Linked DNA regions of Homo sapiens: region 1 is linked to region 2. Evidence: chromatin contacts called from ENCODE Hi-C data. All regions are on one chromosome and are shown on one strand. The core of a region is the stretch at or near the end of the contact, and the rest is flanking DNA. Distances in the headings are between cores, read along the strand shown. Region 1 has its middle 88 kb from the start of WSPAR. Region 2 overlaps FSTL4 (follistatin like 4).

What was found. A loop is a pair of places that touch in the nucleus more often than their neighbours do. Pooled maps may share reads with other maps.
Region 1: a loop to region 2 is called in a pooled map, with 4 times the contacts of the local background. The contact joins two enhancer-like sites. A Hi-C loop is called at or near these places in 3 of 37 single-sample maps with no recorded cell type and 2 of 50 pooled maps.

The regions. Positions count from the first base shown.
Region 1 is chr5:133,824,317-133,827,016 of GRCh38, forward strand. It overlaps a transcript of FSTL4 not described here. Among named protein-coding and RNA genes, the nearest start is that of WSPAR, 88 kb to the right of the region's middle. RefSeq lists an enhancer at 504-553. Within about 2 kb of position 1,440, at least 6 of the 41 ENCODE cell types and tissues checked have a DNase peak (open chromatin) inside an H3K27ac peak, as active enhancers do.
Region 2 is chr5:133,239,236-133,242,149 of GRCh38, forward strand. All of the region lies in intron 7 of FSTL4 (follistatin like 4), which reads right to left. Among named protein-coding and RNA genes, the nearest start is that of FSTL4-AS1, 16 kb to the right of the region's middle. RefSeq lists enhancers at 849-1,349, 1,280-1,559, 1,350-1,850. Within about 2 kb of position 1,461, at least 4 of the 41 ENCODE cell types and tissues checked have a DNase peak (open chromatin) inside an H3K27ac peak, as active enhancers do.

The sequences.
Region 1 (2,700 bases), core at 190-2,689, 590 kb after region 2:
CTGCTATAGCAGCTCACAGAACTCAGGGAAACGCTTTACTTACATTTACCAGTTTAATCCAGGTGAAAGAGATCCACAGAACAAGGCATGTGCCCCCATCCTGAGGCTATTTAGGGGCCACCAGCCATCTCAGAAGCAGACAAAAGACACTCATATCCCTCTAGAGATTCCAGGGCTTCAGGATCTCTTGCCAGGAAAGGGAGATGAAGACCAAATGTATATTTCACAGTATCAGAGTACCTGAGTATATTTCACCACCATTAAACAAGAGGTGATGCATGACTCAGCTCCATCAGAGAAGTAAGAAGACTCGGGGCGAAGAAGGCCCTGTGCCTTTCTCTGGCACACTGGAAGCACCTGCTTGTGTACCAGCTTCTCACCAAGACCCCTGTTGCCAAAGCAACCAAGTTTGGCTTTTCCTGCCCAAAGCACGCAGGCATCCTTGAGCAGGGGAGAGGTGGAGCCAGGCATGCACCGGGAAACCACCACATACCATGTCCAATGGCTGAGCCCTTTGAACTCTCAAGGTTGCTAAATGGTACCTGAGTCCAGGACTCCCACCAAGACACCCAACTCCACAGACAGACAAGTTAATAAATCACAGCGTGAATCCCCTTCAGAGGGTGGCTGTGTGTAAAAATAGAGAGGGCACCACAGCTTCCTGCCCACCTTTTCCTGGTGTCCCTGGAATCATTCATTACAACCACAGGGCAAGAGTCCGTGGTGGCAGAGATGAAGAGGCTCAGTGGCCTGGCTCCACCTCCTCACTTCACAGAGACACTGAGGTCACTCAGGGACTCAGTGCCTCGCTGCACTCACACAGAGACTCAGGAGTCAAAACCAGTTAAAACCAGGCCTCAGGTCTCCCTACTCCCACGCCACCTTGAAGGACACACCCCCCAGAAACCACAGCTCACTCCTTTTTCAGGACTTCATAGTCAAGAAACAAGCCCTGCCAATCCTATGCTCAAAAGTCCCCAGGCTGAGATGCAGGTCTTTCAGGTGGGCACCAAACTTTGGTCTGGAATCTTGAACTCATTTCAAAGTGTTTCTCAAGATGGTTCTTGTATAATTTCCACCTTAGCACAAACTAATAGCTCCTCATTGCAATTCCTCTGCCTCTGCAGCCATTTACCACTGCATTGACCTTTGCTTCTAGGTTAATTATCAATAGTTTTGTCTATTGAAGAAATTGAACTGAATTAGCTTAGTTTTAATCTCTCATCAGTAATTCAAATGACCATTTCCCACTGATGAAAAATAAAACTATCCGCGGGGGTGGGTGCAGGAGAGCCACCAACTCCTAACAAGGCTTCACCAGGCAGGGAGGGGCATGGCCCTCACCAGTAGGCATCAAAGCCGTTCCCCTGGCGTCCCATGCTTGAGTGCCCTCGGTCTGGACTGGACTTGTGCCAGGGAGCACGGAGGATGTCCCAGGTTGGTCCGGCCCTGTCTGACAGCCCATTAGCTCCAGCTGTCGGTGACATCTGCCTGCTCTGATTACCGTCAGAGCTGCGGAGAAGCAATGGCCCCCAGCATCGAGCTGTCTCCCCCTGTGCTCAGCTGTCATCAAGTATTGTGTTTCCACCTCAAGGCACTCAGAACCCATCCCCGGCTGCTATTTATAACCTTCCTTGAGGTCGCCTGCCGGTGAGGCTGCAGAAGGGGTGTGCCACTTCAGGGCAAAAGGCCCCAAACACCACCAACTTCCTGCCACTGCCTCCAGGTGAGAAGCAGGCAACTTCTGAGCTGAGCAAAATCAATTCACAAAAGTACATGCAGCATCAGGTCAGCTTCCACTGCGCTCCATGGCTGGGGACTCCAGGCTACATGAGAGGGACACTGAGACTAGGGCAGCTTGCGATGTCACCAGAGGCCTGGAGAGATGGATTCAGATGGCGCCACATGGCTCCATGCTCAGCCTGACAGGACTGCCTCTGATATCTAAAAAGATGCCACAGTGATTGCAAAGGGACTGAAAATCCCAGCCTTTGACTTGTGCTGAGCCACCCATGTTAGTTTCCTGTGGCTGCCATAACAAAGGACCACAAACTGGGTGGCTTATAACGACAGAAATGATTCTCCCACAGTTCTGAAGCCCAGAAGCCCAGAATCCTGCCACACCAGACTCCCTCCAGGGACCCTAAGGGAGAAGCTGCCTTTGCCTCTTTCAGCTTCTGGTGGCCATCAGCATTCCTTGACTTGTGGCCGCATCACTCCAACCTCTGCCTCTGTGGCCACACTGCCTCCTCTTCGTGTGTCTTCTCTGTGTCTCAAATCCCCCGTTGGCCTTTCTCCTACAAGGACACTTGGATGCAGGGCCCACCTAGGTAATCCAGGAGTATCACCCCATCTCAAGATCCTTAATTTAATTTCACCTGCAAAACTGTTTTTCCAAATAAAGTCACACACACTGGGCTCAGGGACGTAGATACATCTTTTGGGGGACCACCTATTCAACCTAGTCTATACCCCAACCTAAGGGAATAAAACAAGAGTCTGGCTTTTAGAGTCAGGAAGCACTGGGTTTGAATCCCACCACTGCCACTGACTTAATAACTAAAATTCTGTCTTTTCTTAGGATGTCACCAGCACCCAGTGTGATTCCAATAACAGGGCCCAGCAGGGCAGGGATCTGAGAACAGGCCTTGCCCTCCTCCCCTCTCACCACAGAAGGCCCAATGGCACGCCCAGTGACAG
Region 2 (2,914 bases), core at 211-2,710:
CCCCTCCCTGCCAACGTGGGCTCCTGCGCAGCCTGAGCCTCCCAGAAGAGCACTGCTCCCTGCTCCAGGGCGCCCAGTCCCATCAACCACCCAAGGGCTGAGGAGTGCGGGCGCACGGCACGGGACTGGCAGGCAGCTCCACCTGCAGACCTGGTGCAGGATCCACTGGGTGAAGCCAGCTGGGCTCCTGAGTCTGGTGGGGACTTGGAGAACCTTTATGTCTAGCTAAGGGATTGTAAATACACCAATCAGCACTCTGTCTCTAGCTCAAGGTTTGTCAACACACGAATCAGCACCCTGTGTCTAGCTCATGGTTTGTGAATGCACCATTCGGCACTCTGTATCTAGTTATTCTGGTGGGGACTTGGAGAACCTTTATGTCTAGCTAAGGGATTGTAAATACACCAATCAGCACTCTGTATCTAGCTCAAGGTTTGTAAACCCACCAATCAGCACCCTGTGTCTAGCTCAGGGTTTGTGAATGCACCAATCGGCACTCTGTATCTAGATACTCTGGTGGGGACTTGGAGAAACTTTGTGTGGACACTCTGTATCTAGCTAATCTAGTGGGGACCGTGGAGAACTTTTGTGTCTAGCTCAGGGATTATAAACGCACCAATCAGCACCCTGTCAAAACGGACCAATCAGCTCTCTGTAAAACAGACCAATCGGCTCTCTGTAAAATGGACCAATCAGCAGGATGTGGGTGGGGCCAGATAAGAGAATAAAAGCAGACCTCCGGAGTCAGAAGTGGCAACACGCTGGGATTCCTTTCCACGCAGTGGAAGCTTTGTTCTTTTGCTCTTTGCAATAAATGCTGCTGCTCACTCTTTAGGTTTACACTGACTTTATCAGCTGCAACACTCACCCTGAAGGTCTGCAGCTGCACTTCTGAAGCCAGCGAGACCACGAACCCACCAGAAGGAAGAAACTCCAAACGCATCCGAGCATCAGAAGGAACAAACTCTGGACACGCTGCCTTTAAGAACTGTGACACTCACTGCGAGGGTCCGCGGCTTCATTCTTGAAGTCAGTGAGACCAAGAACCCACCAATTCCGGACATAATAGACGGACTTGCCATCCTGCAAAGACCTGAGGAACCATCCTTTTTCTCAGAGTCCTCTCAAGAAAAAGAAGTCTCTGCAACTTGGAGCAATCTCTAAGTAGCTGTCTGAGCCCCCTGGAAGAGGGCTGTTGTGGGCAGCTGCATTCAGTGTGAGCAACCTGGAGTGGGCCTGTCCTCCTGCTCGTTCCCAGGTTCAGGCCTGGAAGAGGGAGTTGGAGGCATGAGAGAAGCCACTGTGGGGAGAGCACCTGGTTCTTCCAAGGCTCGGGGCATGTGTGGTCCCTGGCTGACTTGGGTGTCCTCTGGTGTGTGCGGTCAGTCTTCTTCTGACTGTGGATGCCAAAGGGGAGGCCCTTATCTCTTAGCGCATGACTCATCTCTTCGCGCATGACTCATCTCTTTGTGCATGACTGTATTATTCTCAGCGTGTCATGTGGTTCCTGTGCATAACTGAGCTCAATGAATATTTGCTGATTTCAGGGAGTGTGTTAGCCTAGGATGCTACCTCCTGGGAAGCCCTGAGAGGAAGGATAGTTAAGAATTCATATTACCCAGGGAGGTCTGGCCTTGCCCTCTTTGGCTACAGGGAGGCAATCTCTAGGCTCTGGAATGTCATGCCTCATAGGGGTCTCTTTATTTGCCTGGGGTCTTTGGGCCAGGTGGTACCAGTTCTGTCTCTAGAGGGGCTGGGGACGAGAGGGCAGCCATGTGGGCAGTATTTGAATGAGCTCCAGCAAAAGCTTTGGACACCGAGGCCTGGGTGAGCTTCTCTGGGAAATTGACACTGTGACAGTGACATGTCTGTGACTCCACTGGGAGAGGAGAACAGAGATTCCACGTTTAGAGCCCTCCTGGGCTCTGCCCTTTGGGCTTCATCACTTGGCTGACTTTAATCTGTACTCTTTTTGCTGTATTAAACTTTAACTGTGAGTATAACACTTACAATGAGTTCTGTTTTTCCAGCAAATTGTTGAACCTGAGGGTGGTTTTGGGAACCACCTGACTTCCAGTTTATGTCAGAAGTGAGGGTGTCTTCTGTCGAAGAGCCAACTTCAGTTGGCTCAAAAACTCAAATAGGGAAGTTCTGACCTAGTGGTATGCGTGTTGAAATTGCGTATAGGGACAAACCTGATTATCTGGGTATACACAGAGGCCCAGGCACCTGCAACAGAAGGCTCATGCCAGAGACATTGCTCTGAGCCCTCCACTTGTCCACCCTTAGAGGCCAGCAGGCAAATACCTCTTGACATGCCAGGACTCCAGAGTGTTATGTAGTAGGGGTGGCAGCTAATGGGGCCCTCTGGTGAGGTGCAGGCCTGAGCCCTTGAATGGGGCTTTGGCTCCTTGGCTAATTAGCTTGGCATCCCCAGCTGGGGCGGGAAGGGACTCAGGTTCTAGACTGCACTGTAGCAGTCATCTGAAGTTCCAGACCACCTCACACCTGCTGCTTTCCTTTGGGAAACCTGCAACCCTCTTCCTGGGGATCCTTGGATCCTGAATCCCCAGGCTGAGAAGGCCTTACCAAGGGTTTCAGCTCCTGACTCTAACTTGGACCACACTCACAGCCATGACAGCTGATTCCTGTCGTTGAGACACTCCAGAGAGGATTTAAATAAATTTCCTTCTATGGCTCATTTCAGGGACCAAGACGACTTTCAGTTAGGAATTTCCTCCTGACACTGTGTTCAAAACTCTTACACATTGTTGGAGAGGGCGTAGACTGGTGCAGCCATTTTGGAGAGAGATTTGGCAAAACCCATCAAAACTGAAAATGCATCACTTCCGAGAACTTATCTTACACGTCAACTTACACACATGTGCAAAGAGGTGGGTATAAGGATGTTTAC